2 separate regions of the Mus musculus genome follow, and region 1 is linked to region 2. Evidence: chromatin loops called from intact Hi-C (ENCODE). Cell type or tissue: heart. All regions are shown on one strand.

What was found. A loop is a pair of places that touch in the nucleus more often than their neighbours do. Peaks named below come from ENCODE experiments on the same cell type or tissue, not always from the same donor. Only the 100,000 strongest peaks of a DNase experiment are listed, where the experiment ranks them.
Region 1: it touches region 2 in a loop (6-fold over the local background); 2 of 42 quality-filtered maps call a loop at or near these places.

The regions. Positions count from the first base shown.
Region 1 is chr1:159,286,802-159,294,801 of GRCm38, reverse strand. It overlaps Cop1 (COP1, E3 ubiquitin ligase), which reads right to left. Exons shown (of 20, transcript NM_011931.4): 11 at 5,762-5,897. It also overlaps the pseudogene Pou5f1-rs1. Among named protein-coding and RNA genes, the nearest start is that of Mir1843b, 50 kb to the left of the region's middle. In heart, CTCF peaks have their summits at 4,405 (motif pointing left) and 7,787 (motif pointing left); no DNase peak of the experiment used is centred here.
Region 2 is chr1:159,780,392-159,788,391 of GRCm38, reverse strand. The region is part of intron 2 of Tnr (tenascin R); the gene reads right to left. Gm31348 (a long non-coding RNA gene) reads left to right here and starts at 4,309. Exons shown (of 5, transcript XR_001779507.2): 1 at 4,309-4,616. In heart, a CTCF peak has its summit at 4,314 (motif pointing right); no DNase peak of the experiment used is centred here; H3K27me3 peaks cover 336 bases.

The DNA.
Region 1 (8,000 bases), 490 kb after region 2:
ATCATAAACTATACATATTTTAAATCAGTGGTTCTCAACCTGTTAGTCGAGCCCCCTTTGGTAGTCAAACAATTGTTTCACAGGGGTTGTCGAAGACCACCAAAAACCACAGATATTTATGTTATGATTCGTAAAGTAGCAAAATTAAAGTTATGAAGTAGCAATGAAGATAATTTTTGGTTGGGAGGCACCATAACATGAGGAACTGTATAGTAAAAGACTGCAGCATTTTAGGAAGGTTGAGAACCACTGGTTTAAATCAATTCTGTGAAAAACTCACCTCTTCTATACATAGTTCAAATGAGATAGCTATGAAGTGCTTATGTGCATGCATAAAGCCCAAACATAGCAGAAAGCCCATAGAAAGCAGAAATCAGGTTAAAGATTTTCTGAAGATCTATTTATTGTCTTAGTTAGGGTTTTATTACTATAAAGAGACACCAAGACCAAGATAACTCTTATAATATTCAGTGCATTAACATCAGGGCGGGAAGCATGACAGCATGCAGGCAGACACAGTGCCAGAGGAGGAGTTGAGAGTTTGACATCTGGATCCAAAGGCAGCCAGGAGTAGACTCTCTTCTACAGGCAACCAGGAGGTTTTTTTTTTTTTCTACTGTGTGTCCCAGTCTTTATTTAAGAACAAAATGATGAGTGACAGACAGGCCAGGCTCCTGATCAACAGCATCACTGAGCTTCTTTCCCCATCCCACCCCCCACCCCTGTTGTGCTTTTAATCCCTCCTCAGTAAAAGAATTTAACCCCAAAGCTCCAGGTTCTCTTGTCTACCTCCCTTGCCTTGGCTCACAGCATCCCCAGGGAGGGCTGGTGCCTCAGTTTGAATGCATGGGAGAGCCCAGAGCAGTGACGGGAACAGAGGGAAAGGCCTCGCCCTCAGGAAAAGGGACTGAGTAGAGTGTGGTGAAGTGGGGGCTTCCATAGCCTGGGGTGCCAAAGTGGGGACCTGGGGGCAGAGGAAAGGATACAGCCCCCCCTGTCTTCTACACTGGGTGAAACTTGAGCATACGGCCTCCAAGCCCACCTGCACAGAGATGACCTTTATCTAACAAGGCCACACCTACTTCAAAACAAAGCCACACCCCTAATAGTGCTACTTCCCATGGGGCCAAGCATATTCAAACCATCACATTCCACTCCCTGGCCCCCATAGGTTTGTTCAAACATGGAAGTTACAGGGGCCATACCTAGCCACAGCATAACGCAAATTACATTTTGTCCAATTTTAAAGTCCCCATAGCCTATAGCAGTCTCAACAATGTTAAAAGTTCAAAGTCTCTTCTGAGAGTCATCCAATCACTTAAGAGTAATTTTGTATAAAAGCAAAATCAATAACAGATACCATACTTTAAACATCACAGGATATACACTACCTTTCCAAAATGCCATAGTGAGGAAATAATGGACCAAAAACAAGACCAAAAAATGAGCTGGGCAAATTCCAAACTCTGCATCTCCGTGTCTTATGTCCCACTCCTTTCAGCTTTGTTGACTGCAACACAAATCTTTCTCTTGGGCCATTTCCACTCCCTGTCAGCAGCTTTCCATAGCAGGTATTCCATGGCACTGGCATCTCTAAAATCTTGAGGTATCTAAGGCAACTTCAACTTTACAGCTTCTTGTTCCAGTGTCTGTGATCCACACATGATCTTCTGGGCTTCTCCAAAGGGCTTGGGTCACTTCTCTAGCTCTGAGCACTCTAGGCACTGGTTGACTCCACTCCACTGATGCTAGTATTCTTGGTGATCATCACATGGTACTGCTATCTCCAATTTTCTGTAATCTTCCACGGCAATCAGGCTTCACCAATAGCCTCTCATAGGCTCCCTTCATGGTGCCAAGCCTCAACTCCTTTGCATGACCCCTTCCTGGGCTGTCAACTGCAACTGAGGCTGCACCTTCACCAATGGCCTTCCCTGGCCTCTCAGTGCCAAGACTCAGCTACTGTCCATGACCCCTTCATGGCGTCAAAACCAGTACCACCTGGATGATTCTTGTACATCACCAAGTCCAGCTGTAGCAGATATAACCTTGGCTTATCTCAGGAACACAGCTTCTTTGAGCTCTCAGAAAACACTCCTCAGAAGACTCCACCTCAGTGATGCTGGTCTCTACTAATTTCTTTTCTTGAGCTAATCAGCATCTATTATCCCAGTACCTCCTTCTACTCTTGACTGAAACCAGAGCCACATGGCTGAAGCTGCTGAGTTCTGCTGCTTCGTGGGATTGGAACATGTCCTCACTCCACCACCATCTTGTTTTATCACCAGCTTTCTGTTTTTCAACACTTTTCCTGCCTAAGTTTGGCTGTCCTAGAACTTGCTCTGTAGGCTGACCTTAAACTCAGAGATCTAATGCCTCTGTCTCCTGAGTGATGGGATCAAAAGTGTGTACTAAGTAAGCTTTTCTAACTTGGACCTTGCTCACTTCCAGGCTGACCTGGGACTCAAGGAATCTGTTTGACTCTGACCTTGGAATTAAAGGCATGTACCACCATTCCTGGACCTAAGATGTTCATGGTGACTAGACCTCAAGAGCCTAGCACAGATGTCTCCTTCATTTTTAGATTGTAGTTCCTTCCTGATTAAAAGTCCAAACGAAAACAATAACCAGGTCAAAATAAAGCCTAACATGATATAACTATCCCTTATTCAATGCAAGCACACAAACAATAAGCTTACCTGCAAGGGATCTTGCCCTTTAGTCACCACGCCCTTCATGCCATTTAATATCCTTGAACACAGGATTTAGCTCCAGTTTACTTTCTGGTACGGCTTTAATCTTTCAACCATATATTTTGTATTTTTCCTTTCTAAGCTTACTATGCTTGATCAAAATGTTCTTCATGAAAGTAAAGCAGAGGGCAAAGTCTATGCTGGACTTTTTTTGACTTCCTTTGTCAATGAAATTAATCCAAATCTCTTTACCTCTTCAGATGAGAGCAAAAATCAGCTGTATTCTTCACCAAAATAGCACAAAAATCTCTAGGTTGTTACATACTAAAATTCTTCTCCTCTGAAATTTCTTGAGCCATGCCTATCAAGATCTAATCACCCCAGCACCAGTGTCTTCCATGCTTCTACTAGTAGGGCCCAATAATTCACACTTAAAGTATTCCTCTGCTTTACAAAGTCCCAAAATCCACACTCTAAACAAAAACATGGTCAGGCCTACAACAGCAATTACCCCAGTCCCTATTAAACTGTACCTCTGAAACTATAAGCCAGTGTCAATGAAATATTTGCCTTTATAAGAGCTGCCATGCTCATGGTGTCTCTTCATAGCAATAAAATCCTAATCACGACATCTACTAAGCAAATTTTAAAACTCATAAGCATTCTTCAATAAATAATACATTACAATATTACTCTGGGTGAACACTGAAGGTTATCAAAAACAATCTTTGTAAACATCTACTATAAAACAAAGTTCAATTCCAATAGTTTTAGCAACTAGTTGAACACCACACAGTATAAATATTAAATTGAAACTCTAAAACATTCATTATGAAATGCCAGTTAGAAAAGATAGAAACAGGAGCATAAAGGACCTAAAAAATGCACTACTTTGTATTTTTACCAGTATCTCACTTGAAACTTTAGTCCCTGGGCCCTGATGTGAGCAACCGAGCACCATAAAGGTGCGGGGGGGTGGGGGGGGTGGGGGTGTTCAAATCTAAGTTCTATCCACAGCACAGTGTGTTGATCCTAGCCTAGTCATACTTCCCCTTATTTCAACTTCCTCTCCTATAAAATAGGATTGACCACAGTATCTTAAACTAAATATGAAGTAGCAAAAATAATAATCCACAGCATGAGGAGCTGCATCAAAGGGTCATGATATTAAGAAGGTTAACAACCACTGTACTATGTACAGGGATGTAAAATTCAAATCAGAAATTCATGAAGCAGCACTACTATACACTGAGATAGTTTAAAATATGCAATTTCAAACCAATCCTCTCTGATGGCACAGAAAACAACATGTAAAATGTGGTGTGACTGGGCTGGAGAGATGGCTCAGTGGTTAAGAGCACCGACTGCTCTTCCAAAAGTCCCGAGTTCAAATCCCAGCAACCACATGGTGGCTCACAACCATCCATAATAAGATCTGACTCCCTCTTCTGGAGTATCTGAAGACAGCCACAGTGTACTTTCATATAATAAATCAATAAATCTTTTTTTAAAATGTGGTGTAACTACCATATTTAAGGAAAAAGTAGGAAGTGTTTTTCCATAAGTTGTTGTTATTAAGACCATATAATAATCAAGAGAATAAATCTGGACCAGCCACCCAATTCCAACCTTGTCAACTATCTAACAGAAGAGATTGCACAAAACATGAGAGATAGCACAAATAAATGCTGCCACCTTGTGGACTAATGGATCTGGTATAATATCCACATAAGCAAAGAAAACAGGAGATTTATTCAGTTTAGTATTTTTCTTTTCAGAAAATCTAGTTTCAGTGCAATAAGGTAATTGGCACAGATATTATGCAATTTTATGGTAATAATATTAATAATTTGTTCTGGCCAACATTGTTTTAGTGTTTTTTAAGCCCATTTCATTAGAAGAAATCAAAGCTTAGAATGAATTACCAATATCCTTCAAAGTACAAAAAGGAGTCACTAAAATTATGAAAGTCTCAAAGCTCCTTCTTTCTTTCTTGCTACCTATTAGTCTTCATTTCTTCTGTGGGTATAATAAACTTAAAAATTTGGAAATATTTCATTAAGAAATGTTAATTTGATATAATTGGGAGAAAATAAAAAAGGCTAATTAACCGTAACAATTAAGTACATCTACTTAATTTGTAAAATTGTAATGTAAAATATTTAAATGTAAATCATCTCTTTGAATGTCTACTGAAAATAGGCTAAATGTAATACAGCCTGGTGGTTTTACAATGTTCATTATTTTATGAAATGGAAAATTGTATATAGTGAGAAGTTTGTTTTTTTTTTTTTTTTTTTCCCGAGACAGGGTTTCTCTGTAGCCCTGGCTGTTTGTAAGCACAGGCACATGTGTGCACATGAGCATATCTGCATGCAAAAGTCAGAGGTCAACTTTGAATGCCATTCTTCAAGTACTGTCTATCTTCTTTTGAGGCCTACAAAACAAGGCAGTAGCTCGAAGATCTCCCTCAACAGCATGAGCATAACAAGCGAGCACTACTATGCCTGGCCTTTATTTCACATGGGCTCTGGGTATCAGACTCAGGTTCATCTCTGCTTTTAAGGCAAGCAATCATTTGCTGTTTTGTACCACCAGCCCCAGAATATGTTTCAAAAATACACTGTCAGTCTCTGCTTTGTATATTTTTATTTAGACTACCTACAGCTATCTCTCAAATTAAGTTTTTATTACTGTATACTAGTTGTACAAGCTATAGAGTGAACTTTGATCATATTCTTATATTCCATGGAAAGCTTTACTGGAGAATCAAACATTAATATTCAGAAAGAAATATACTAGTTCTATACAGACTTGCAAAATTGAAGGAAGGACGTAAAGAGCACCTTCCATCATTACACTCAGACGTCAGATATAAAGAGAAACTGCCACCTCCTGTCAGATGGATGCTACTGAGCATTCTAATTTGCTAGCTCCGAGTAACTGGGAGGCAATGTAGCTTGCAAATTCCAAGACTCAAAGACATGTTATAGCTGCTTCTCAAATTTAGTAAGTTTTCTTATACTTTTTAATAAAAGAACACAGTAAGAGCAGTGGCAAACACTTACCTAGAAACTATGCTGGAACCATTATAGAGATCACTAGCATAAGACAATGTGGCCAACGGTCTTACTGAGTTGTATCGAGTAAACTTGGACAAGCATTCTTGAAATTCATCTAACTGGCTTGCAGTTCTACTGTCATCTGGGTCAGAAAAAAAGCAAATTAAATGAATGACACTATAAAGGAAGCAAAGAACAATATCCTCATATTAAAAAATTATTTTTAAATAAAAAGTATTTTTGAAGATTTTTTTAAAAAGCAGTATGCTCAAATTAATTAGGTGATCTTTTAGCTTTAATAAAAATGGTCTAGGAATTCACTGAAACATCTTTGTATTCCAATAAAGTATAAAGGCGATCTCCTCTAGTTTTAGCACTGATTTCAAGGGAAAATAAAACAATGAGAAATCTTCTCATGAACATAAATCTTTCATTAAAATCAGATCCCAGCCATCAGCACTGATAGTAACTGCTGGAGGAAGATCTACATGTGGTTAGGTATTCGTTAGTTTAACAAAGTTTGTTTAGAGGGATGTATACTTATTCCACATTTATGATCAAAGCAAAATTATACAGTACATATTAGGTAAATAATTGAATTATTTTAATTCCTATTCTCAGTCATAGGTACAAAACTGTAATGTATAAACTGGTGATTCTCAAAGACAACAGTAATGACATCACACAAGGTCCCTGTGAGTTAACTATTTAAAGTTAAGCCATCTGAGGTTTAAATCGTAACATTAATGTACCAAGTAGTTGTCAACTTATCTATTCTTTAATACAGAGGCATGCTTGAAGTAAAGCACAATTACAATACTCAATTTTTCAAGGCAGTTGGAAATCTGCATTTTAAACTTTTCCAAAAGAACTAAAAACACAAAACAAACAAAAACTACAACATACAATTATTTACATACAATTATTTACATTAGTGCCCTAAGAGATTAAAATGTTAAATTATTTATTTTAATGTATTTTCTATAACTTTATTTTTTTCTCATCCATGTGCACACAGCATTTTCATCATAAACTTTTCATGATTCTACTTAAACTTATTATCTGAAGAAACGATAGACAAAATTAAAATGCAAAAAGTACTAGATGACACAAACCATTTTTTTAAATATCTGAAAACTTATTTGGTATGATAAAATTTATCTACTAATTATAATAAAAAAATTTTTGAAGAAAATAAATTCTGGCTAGAGAAAGTACCCAAGGAGCTAAAGGGGTCTGCAACTCTACAGGAGGAAGAACAATATGAACTAACCAGTACACCCCAGAGCTATGTCTCTAGTTGCTTTTGTAGCAGAGGATGGCCTAGTTGGCCATCACTGGGAGGAGAGGCCCTTGGTCTTGCGAAGATTATATGCCCCAGTACAGGGGAATGCCAGGGGCAGGAAGCAGGAGTGGGTGGGTTGAAGAGCAGGGCGGGGGGTGGGGTTAGTAGACTTTCGGGATAGCATTTGAAATGTAAATGAAGAAAATATCTAATAAAAAACTATTTAAAAAAAGAAATTCTGACAGATACTTCATAAATGCTCAGATTTAGGCAGTCAAAATTCATCTAGCAACCTGGATTAAAGGGATCCAAATAAGTAGTGTTTTTATTCTAAAAAGACCTAACCATCATGCACTATCCCAAAGGAGATAAGATCATATTCCAGAAAAATTACACTGAGAAAGTTCAATAGAATATAAATAAAACTGAGTTACAAGGGCAGGCAGCCACCAAAACTAACTACTGCAGTGTTGTGGATATGATAATTGAAACTGTGTATCTTCATTTGTAATCCTTCTACTAAGAGTTATTTAAGATAGTAAGTACTGGCATGACAAGTCCTTTACTTGTTCAGAAAAATTTTTTAATTTAAGACTTCTGAAAACCATTTGTTTCTAGTGTAAATGCAATCCTAGCTGGAGATGGCTCAGATATTAAAAGCACTGGCTACAAATGACTTGGGTTCTGTTCTGGTTCTGTTTACAACCATCTATAATTACAGTTACATAGGATCTGGCGCCCTCTTCTGACCTCCATAGACACCAGGCACACACAAGTGGTACAGAGAAGAATGTACCCAAACATTCATACATGTAAAACAAAACAAACCTACAAAAAAAGGTACTTATTTTAGCATCTAAATGTATACCAATTGTCATTGCTATCTGGTTATAAAGAAGGCTTGGATTTTGTTGGTTCAGCTGTGTTAAGATCAACATCTATATACATCTGTTGGCATGC
Region 2 (8,000 bases):
AAGGGGAAGCAGAAAGCAACCAAGAGGAACAGTAGCCTATGCAAACACGGACTTGTGATCTGGACTTGAGCAAAGCACTGAAGTTCTCTATGCTTCAGTTTTCCTGCCTAATTATGTATTTCACGATCACCCAATTGCCTCTTAGACTGTAGCTGAAGGGTAGAGCAGGTCCCTCCTGGCAACAGGTTCCTCCAACCCACAAGGTGGTATTTCCAGGTAGAGCCTAGCTGCTTAATCTCTACTTAGATGCTCCATGGGGTCTTTTGCTCCTCCCCAGGGATTTTAACCCTAGCCACTGGGTACCCAGATCTATCTCTTCAATTCTGTGATCACCACGAGCTCCTACTGCACGTGGGCTCCCGATAGGCAGACTTCTTCAGGCTTCATACTAGACCCACGTGTTTCTGCCTACGTGCTTTTGTTGGTTGCCAGCTACGGATCCACATTCTGGCTTGTACTCTCAGGGTGTCCGGGTGCCGTGGCACACCAGGCTGGAAGGATGAGATGGACCCTGGAAAGAGTGTGGGGATGAAAGGTAGGGGGCGGGGCTGGGGAGAAAGCCTTCTCTGATTATCTTCAGTGAGACTGCTTGTATATATACACTTTATTGAGGTAGACAAAGCTACATATGAACCTTGGAGTGTGGGGAGGAATTTTCAGGGTGAATATAAATCATTGGCTAGGGTTTTTTGCTTTTTTGTTTTTTTAGATATTTTCTTTACTTACATTTCAAGTGTTATCCCCTTCCCTGGTTTCCCTTCCGAAAACCCCCATCCCATCAACCGTCCCCCTGCTCACCAACCCATCCACTCCAGTTTCCCTGTCCTGGCATTCTCCTACACTGGGGCATCGAGCCTTCACAAGACCAAGGGCCTCTCCTCCCATTAATGTCTGACAAGGCCATCCTCTGCTACATATGCAGCTGAGCCATGGGTCCCTTCATGTGTACTCTTTGGTTGGTGGTTTAGTCCCTAGGAGCTCTGGGGGTACTGGTTGGTTCATATTGTTGTTCCTTAGCTCCTCCATTAGGGACCCTGTACTCAGTCCAGTGGTTGGCTGAAAGCATCCACCTCTGTATTTGTTAGTCACTGGAGACAGCTATATCAAGCTCCTATCAGCAAGCTCTTGTTGCCATTCATAATAGTGTCTGAGTTTGTTAACTGTATATGAAATGGATCCCCAGGTGGGGCAGTCTCTGGATGGTCATTCCTTCAGTCTCTGCTCCAAGCTTTGTCTCTGTATCTCCTCCCAGGGGTATTTTGTTCTTCCTTCTAAGAAGAACTGAAGTATCCACACTTTGGTCTTCCTTCTTCTTGAGCTTGATATTTTCTGTGAATTGTTTCTTGGGTATTCCAAGCTTCTGGGCTAATATCCACTTATCAGAGAGTACATACCACATATGTTCTTTTGTGATTGGGTTACCTCACTCAGGATTTGCCTAAGTATTTAATGAATTCATTGTTTTTAAAAGCTTCATTGGCTAAAGAAACATGAATGCTTCACTTCTATGGGAAGGCATTCCAGGAATTTCAGTTACTTGCTGGGCACATTCTTATGGAGGTGGGCGGAAGGAAATTGAACATAGGTCTACCCAGGACTATGTGACCTTCCTCAGGTAGAGGGTATGGGGTCCAGGTCCCCAGATAAAGTCAGAGATGGGGAAGCCCTGTTGGACAAGGGAGTCTGCCATCTTGCCATGAGCTCAGAGGAGCTATGCAGACATGATAGAAGACTGCAACCTTAAGTAGCAGGGTTTCCTAACAGCCCCGCCCTGCCCTTGATTCCCAGCTAAATCAGAAGCCCTGCTCCTGCCTAGTATTTGTCTCCTCTAAAGAGGCAGAGTCTGAGGTGTAGGTTTCTCTGGGCATGCATGGGCTGACCCTCAGAGGCAGTACTGAGGTGGGGTCTGCTAGCACGTAATTTAACCAGCAGCACCACTACCATCATAGTAGTAGGGGTCTGTGGTGTGGAGGGCTGGTGAGGAGAGAAAATGCAGCCATTCCTATGAGTAAGGCCTCCCTCTATGCTTGACTAGTTCATATAGCTATAGTGTCTCTTTCCCCTTCTCCAGATGCTGTAACACATCCAAGGTCCCTTACTGAATACTGGTATCGTGCCATTTAGACTTTCAGTCATCAGAATCAGAAGATAAATAAACTTCTTTGTTTATAAAGTCACAAGGCTTCAGTATTTTTGTATAGCAACACAACATGGACTAAGACATCTTCTGATATGCTTTGTGACTAGAGGGTTCATTTGAAAACACTCCCAGCTGCTGCAAATAGATACATTTTCCAGTCATTTCTGATCCGTATTATAAGGCTTGTTAATTTTGGAAGCAGCATCCTCATTGACAAATATCTCTTAATCCCAATGGATAGGATTCTGGTGAGATTCTAGAGAGGGAATGTATTCCTTTTATCTTTGCGCTCATCATCATCATCATCAGAAGGTCTAGTGGTCACAGCAGCCAGTAGACCATGTCGGGGAAGAGCAGGCAGGCTTGGTCACAGGTACTCATCTGCTCATGTGGACTACAGTCCCTTGGGGCCCTTTTCCTGAGCTTCTTCACAGTGGCACCAGGACTGACATCGACCTGTGGACTTCCACTCATGTTTGGATCAATCTTCAGCCTATTCTCCTGTTGCATGGGCAGGACTTGAAGTGCCCTCAAGGCTGTGCCCATGAATGAAACTGAGTCATCAGTGCCATTCAACTGCCCCAGAGAATACAGTGCATGGAAGGAAGTGTTGAGTGTGAGTCCTGAGTGTGGGAGCTGAGCTGCCTCCACGGCCCTCATGGGTTCTGTAAAGTTTGCTCCACCTTTGCATCAGAGTGTTAGACTAATGCTCATATTCTGCCTAGCCCCTTGCTGAGTATTGCACAGGACATCATAGAACCCTGTGCTAACCAATAATTCAGAGAGGAGTTCAGCCCACCGGAAGAGTTCCCAGTAACCAACTGATTTCTGAAGAGCTAGACAAGAAGATCTTGCAGGCTCCCAGAACAAAGAAATGATGAGATAGAAGTGAGAATTACCCCATCTGATCAGTAGACACTGTGTATGAATGGATTGCTATACCCCCTAAAGTGTGCAGTTATTAAATCTTAATTAAAAATTAAATTCAACTACATTTAAAAAATCATTCTGGTAAATGAGTTTGAACCCAGAGCTCATCCCTAAAGCACTGTTATACTGTCTTCTCTCTGATGTCCCTCTTTTCTCCAATGTCTAGTATTCCAATTATCCTTTCCCACACCCTTGAATCTCATTGTAGTACCTTATGCTGTGACAAGGAAAACCTTAGGCCATTTCTATTAGTGCATTTCTGCTAGTCCATCAGCTCAAACTCACATGGTCCTGTATTTGTTCACCCCAAGGTTGCTTCTTTCTGGTATATTAAATCAATCTCTGATATAGTGCTAATGATTGTTAAGGAATGTTCTTCCTTGAGCTGAAAAATCCTCTGTACTGTCCTGTGGACAACCTTACTACCAGGAAAATGGGATTTGCAAATTTAAGGCATTGTGTCTGGACCACTGAAGTTGGAGATCCATCCCATAATCAGCTTCCAAATGCTGACACCATTGCATACACTAGCAAGATTTTGCTTTAAGGCATTGTGTCTGGACCACTGAAGTTGGAGATCCATCCCATAATCAGCTTCCAAACGCTGACACCATTGCATACACTAGCAAGATTTTGCTGAAAGGACCCAGATATAGCTGTCTTTTGTGAGACTATGCTGGGGCCTAGCAAACACAGAAATGGATGTTCACAGTCAGCTATTGGATGGATCACAGGGCCCCCAATGGAGGAGCTAGAGAAAGTAACCAAGGAGCTAAAGGGGTCTGCAACCCTATAGGTGGAACAACAATATGAACTAACCGGTACCCCGGAGCTCTTGACTCTAGCTGCATATGTATCAGAAGATGGCCTAGTCAGCCATCAGTGGATAGAGAGGCCCCTTGGTCATGCAAACTTTATATGCCTCAGTACAGGGGAACGCCAGGGCCAAGAAGTGGGAGTGGGAGGGTGGGGGAGTGGGTGGGGGGAGCGTGTGGGGGACTTTTGGGATAGCATTGGAAATGTAACTGAAATAAATACCTAATTTAAAAAAAAGTATCAATGCGTTTATAAAATTTTTACTTACACAAATGTATGTGTATATGATGTATATGTATATGATGTATATGTATAAATAGGCAGAATAAGGACCCATCTTCATAATATTCTCCACTCTGCTAATCAATAAATGTTTTTATGCTTCAGAGTAAAAAAAAGAATCTGGCAATACAGGACCTGGGCAGTAGGGGCCGCTGTTCACATTTGCCCACACCCATGGTAGGGCGAATCACAGAGGGAAGCGCCTGAACATGGAAAATCCTGGCTCTGAGATGAACATCAGGGTGCTTCTCATTAACCCCATTTAGAGGGGTTTGCCGGCACAGATGAGCAATTGCTCTCCGTGGGTTGGAGAGAAGACTGAAGGTTTCCTCAGGCCTTAGAGGAGCAGTATACAGAAGACCTGCACAACAAATGATATACAATTCAGTATATCTATTAGGCAAGAGCCTGGCCAAAGTTTCTACTAATGGGTGCCTCCAATGGAGAGGTAGGTGGCTGAGTAGGGTGGAGGGTGGCTATTTGCTACATGTTCTTTGGCACATCTTTCAGATGGAGTGCAGTTAGATGACAGTGTTCTAAACCACCTTGAAGTTTCTACCATTTACTATGGCGGTTCAGGCAGACATCAGTGAGCCAGGATTAATTCAAAACATTTGCAAGGAGCAAGCATGCTCTTCCACCTCAAAAGTACTGTCCTACTGATCCTGTTGGGAATGGGACTATGTCTGTCTTGTGTGACATTCCTCTGTATTAGGGCCAACTGACCTGTCTGGCACAGCCTACCTTCCAACCCTTCTCTACTCGAGGGTCTCCTGCTGTGCGGGAAAGAGCCCAAAACAAACATGGAAGTTTCAGCATCACACACCAACAGTGAAGGGTTTGTTGTTCGTCATATATGTTGTGACCTCTTTAGGGACAATAGCTATTGTGTTTTGTTCATCCTTGGGGGCCAGTGCTGGGTAAAGGAGCAGCCATCAACACCTGTCTGATTAGTGGAAGAATTGATGAATGATGTGCAGTGGGGTGTCCTGTGGTGATCTCAAGGAGCAGCTACAATGAACAAGGTAGAACTGGTCTGGTATTCAACTGTCACATTGCTTATGTCTCCCAGATAGAGGAAGGCTGAAGGAGAGGAAAGAGCTTTCCTCACACTAGTTCTGTTGCCTTTGCTCCGACAGCTGGAGGCAACGGACCCTTCATTCCTGTCCTAATATAACAAACCACAGTGAGTTTTACTCCTGTTTGTTTTGGGCTTATGCATGCACAACAGGGGACCCTTAACGGCTATCCAACTTGTGCCTTATTAAATTTAGCAAGATAAAATGAATTGCACGAATCATAAGTTTATATGTTGCTGTAGGCTAATGAGGAAAATGCTGATTAAAGTTTACTCAACAAAGAACAGTAGCACTTTTCCTTGAGCCTGTGAAACCTAAGAGCATGCTGAGATGACACAGCAAGAACAGAAGTGTCTAGAACCACGCTTAGCATGTGTTAGCTGGGTGTATGAATGAATGAACTAGCTAGGAACCAGGCATTCAATGAAGCTTCCTCTGCTCCCTTCATAATTGATTGTAGAGTCAAATACAGTAGAAATTCTCTAAGGTTCAATAAATTATGGTGTTAGCACCAAGGCAGCTCAAAGCCTGTTGTTCTCTGTTGGCCCTGTATATGCACCAACACAGCTGAGAGAGATACAAGGGACTAACCTGACTGAGGCCTTCCATTCCACACTCTCCTGTAGAAACCTTCCAGTCGGCTTTACAGATCACATTTTGTTTTCTCCCATGAGAAGAGAAAGAGGATAATTGTTTTGAACTGAGTTAAGGATTACCCGTGACTCAACTCCTTTGGGACTCATTTCACACTCACCCCCAAGCATTTCATAAACACTTTGCAGAGGGAAGGGGCTAAGTTCAATGATGACCCTCAAAGGCCTTGCAGTCCACCAAAGAAGTAGGCAGATCAGATTTAAAAAACAATAGCCACAGTGACTGTTACCAGAGAGTATGCAGGGAAGGGATACTTGATCTGCACTGGCTCAGGTGAGAGGTTGCTGAGAAAGAGACTTTCAGTAGTTAAAGAAAGGGAGAGAGAGACTGGGCTGAGTCTTGGGATGAGTTTAAAGCCTATTTTAGGGGTCCTATAAGAATGTTGTGAGGCAGGGAAAGGAGCCCTGGAATGGGAGGTTCACTTGTAAAGGACTAGAGGCCTGTTCACAGGTTTGCACATCAGTGTGGCTAGCACACAGCAGGCAAGAGTAGGTGTTGGGTAAATATCCCAGGCTAAAGAAAGAAGGGGTGAGCTGGCATTTAGGGTTCATCTGGTAGGACTTCATGATGTAGGATCCCAAATTTAGAGACCCCCACTCTAGTCCAGGAACAGGAAGCACCCACGAACACAAGAATCCTCTCTTGTTGCAAGACGCACGAGGTTTTATTGGCAGAGCTCTGGGCTGACAGGTACCTCGTGCAGGAGGCAGGGGAGTCGGCCCTGAGGCTCGTAAGCTAGGGGTTTTTAAAGAAGCAAAGGAATTTGACAAAGGCACGGGATTGATTCATTAACAGAAAGATTACATGTCAGCAAAAAGGGGCATCAGAGCTTTGTTCCGGTGGGCTTGGGGCTTATCTTTGTTCACATAACAACCAGTTGATGTATATGACTTTACTCGGTGCCAAGGGGTAACAGAAAGGAGATTCCGGCCAGATGGTGTGAACTTTAGATAAGATGACCCTGCCTTTCCTCGGATTGAGGGGAGATTCCGGTCAGATGGTGTTAGCTTAGATAATGTAGCCCCATTTGTCCTTGAATACCTTTTCATCTTTATGGCCAAGATATTCTTAGGAATGCCTTATCAACAGCCCTGCCTTGGCATGCCTGGGGGCTTGTTCTGCTTTGTTCTCAGTCCCAGATCGGGGCTGTGGGCTCCTAAACAAGTTACAATATTTCATCTTCCTTCAATGACTGATGGAAAGGTGATGCTATCAGATTTAATTCTCTGTACCCAGATGAGCAATGTTAGGATGATGAAGTTTGAAGCTGAGGGTCAAGGCAGCTAGATATGGCAGATATGTGTTCTTTGCTACGTACTCAATTCTCAAGCTATGGGCTCCTGGTCCTGCCTTTGGGCTGTCAAGTGCACTCTACCTACTGAGGTGGTTGTCTATGCTGAACACACATGGCTGTCAGGGGTTTTCTGCAGGTTCCCAGGGCTCTTTCCTATCTCAACCCTTTTCCTATGGGAACTTCACTGGCCTGTGAGCCCCCAAAGCAGTGGTTATCAGCCTTCCTAATGCTGCGACCCTTTAATACATTTCCTCATATTGTGGTGAACCCCAACTATAAAATTATTTTGTTGCTACTTTATGGCTGTAATTTTGCTATCATAATGAATCATAATGGAAAAAAATCTGCATTTCCCAGTGTTCTTAGTCAGATCTAGTGAAAGGGTCTTTTGACTCCCAAAGGGACCCACAGGTTGAGAACCATTGCCCTAACGGGCACTCATCTCACTCATTTTATTCAAATATATGTTAAAGATACTTGAGAAATAAGCACATTACTCAAATAAATGAACAGGTAGACAGATGTGTGAAGTCTCTTCCTTTCCTCGAAGATTTGTTTATCTATTGGTCAAATGAAGTCGACCTCAATGCTTCCTTTCTCATCAGGAAACTTTCCCCTCAACTGTCTAAAACCCACAAGTGTACCGAGTGTACCGCTTATCCTCCATCTTGCCCCACACACCCTCTCTACCCATGTACTTCTCCTCTGTCTAGTCCTCTCTCTGTTCCTGACTGCACGAATCTCTCCTGCCAGTTTGTCATTCTATCTCTTTTTTTTTTCCTCTTGGTTTTCTAGCTGGTGATTT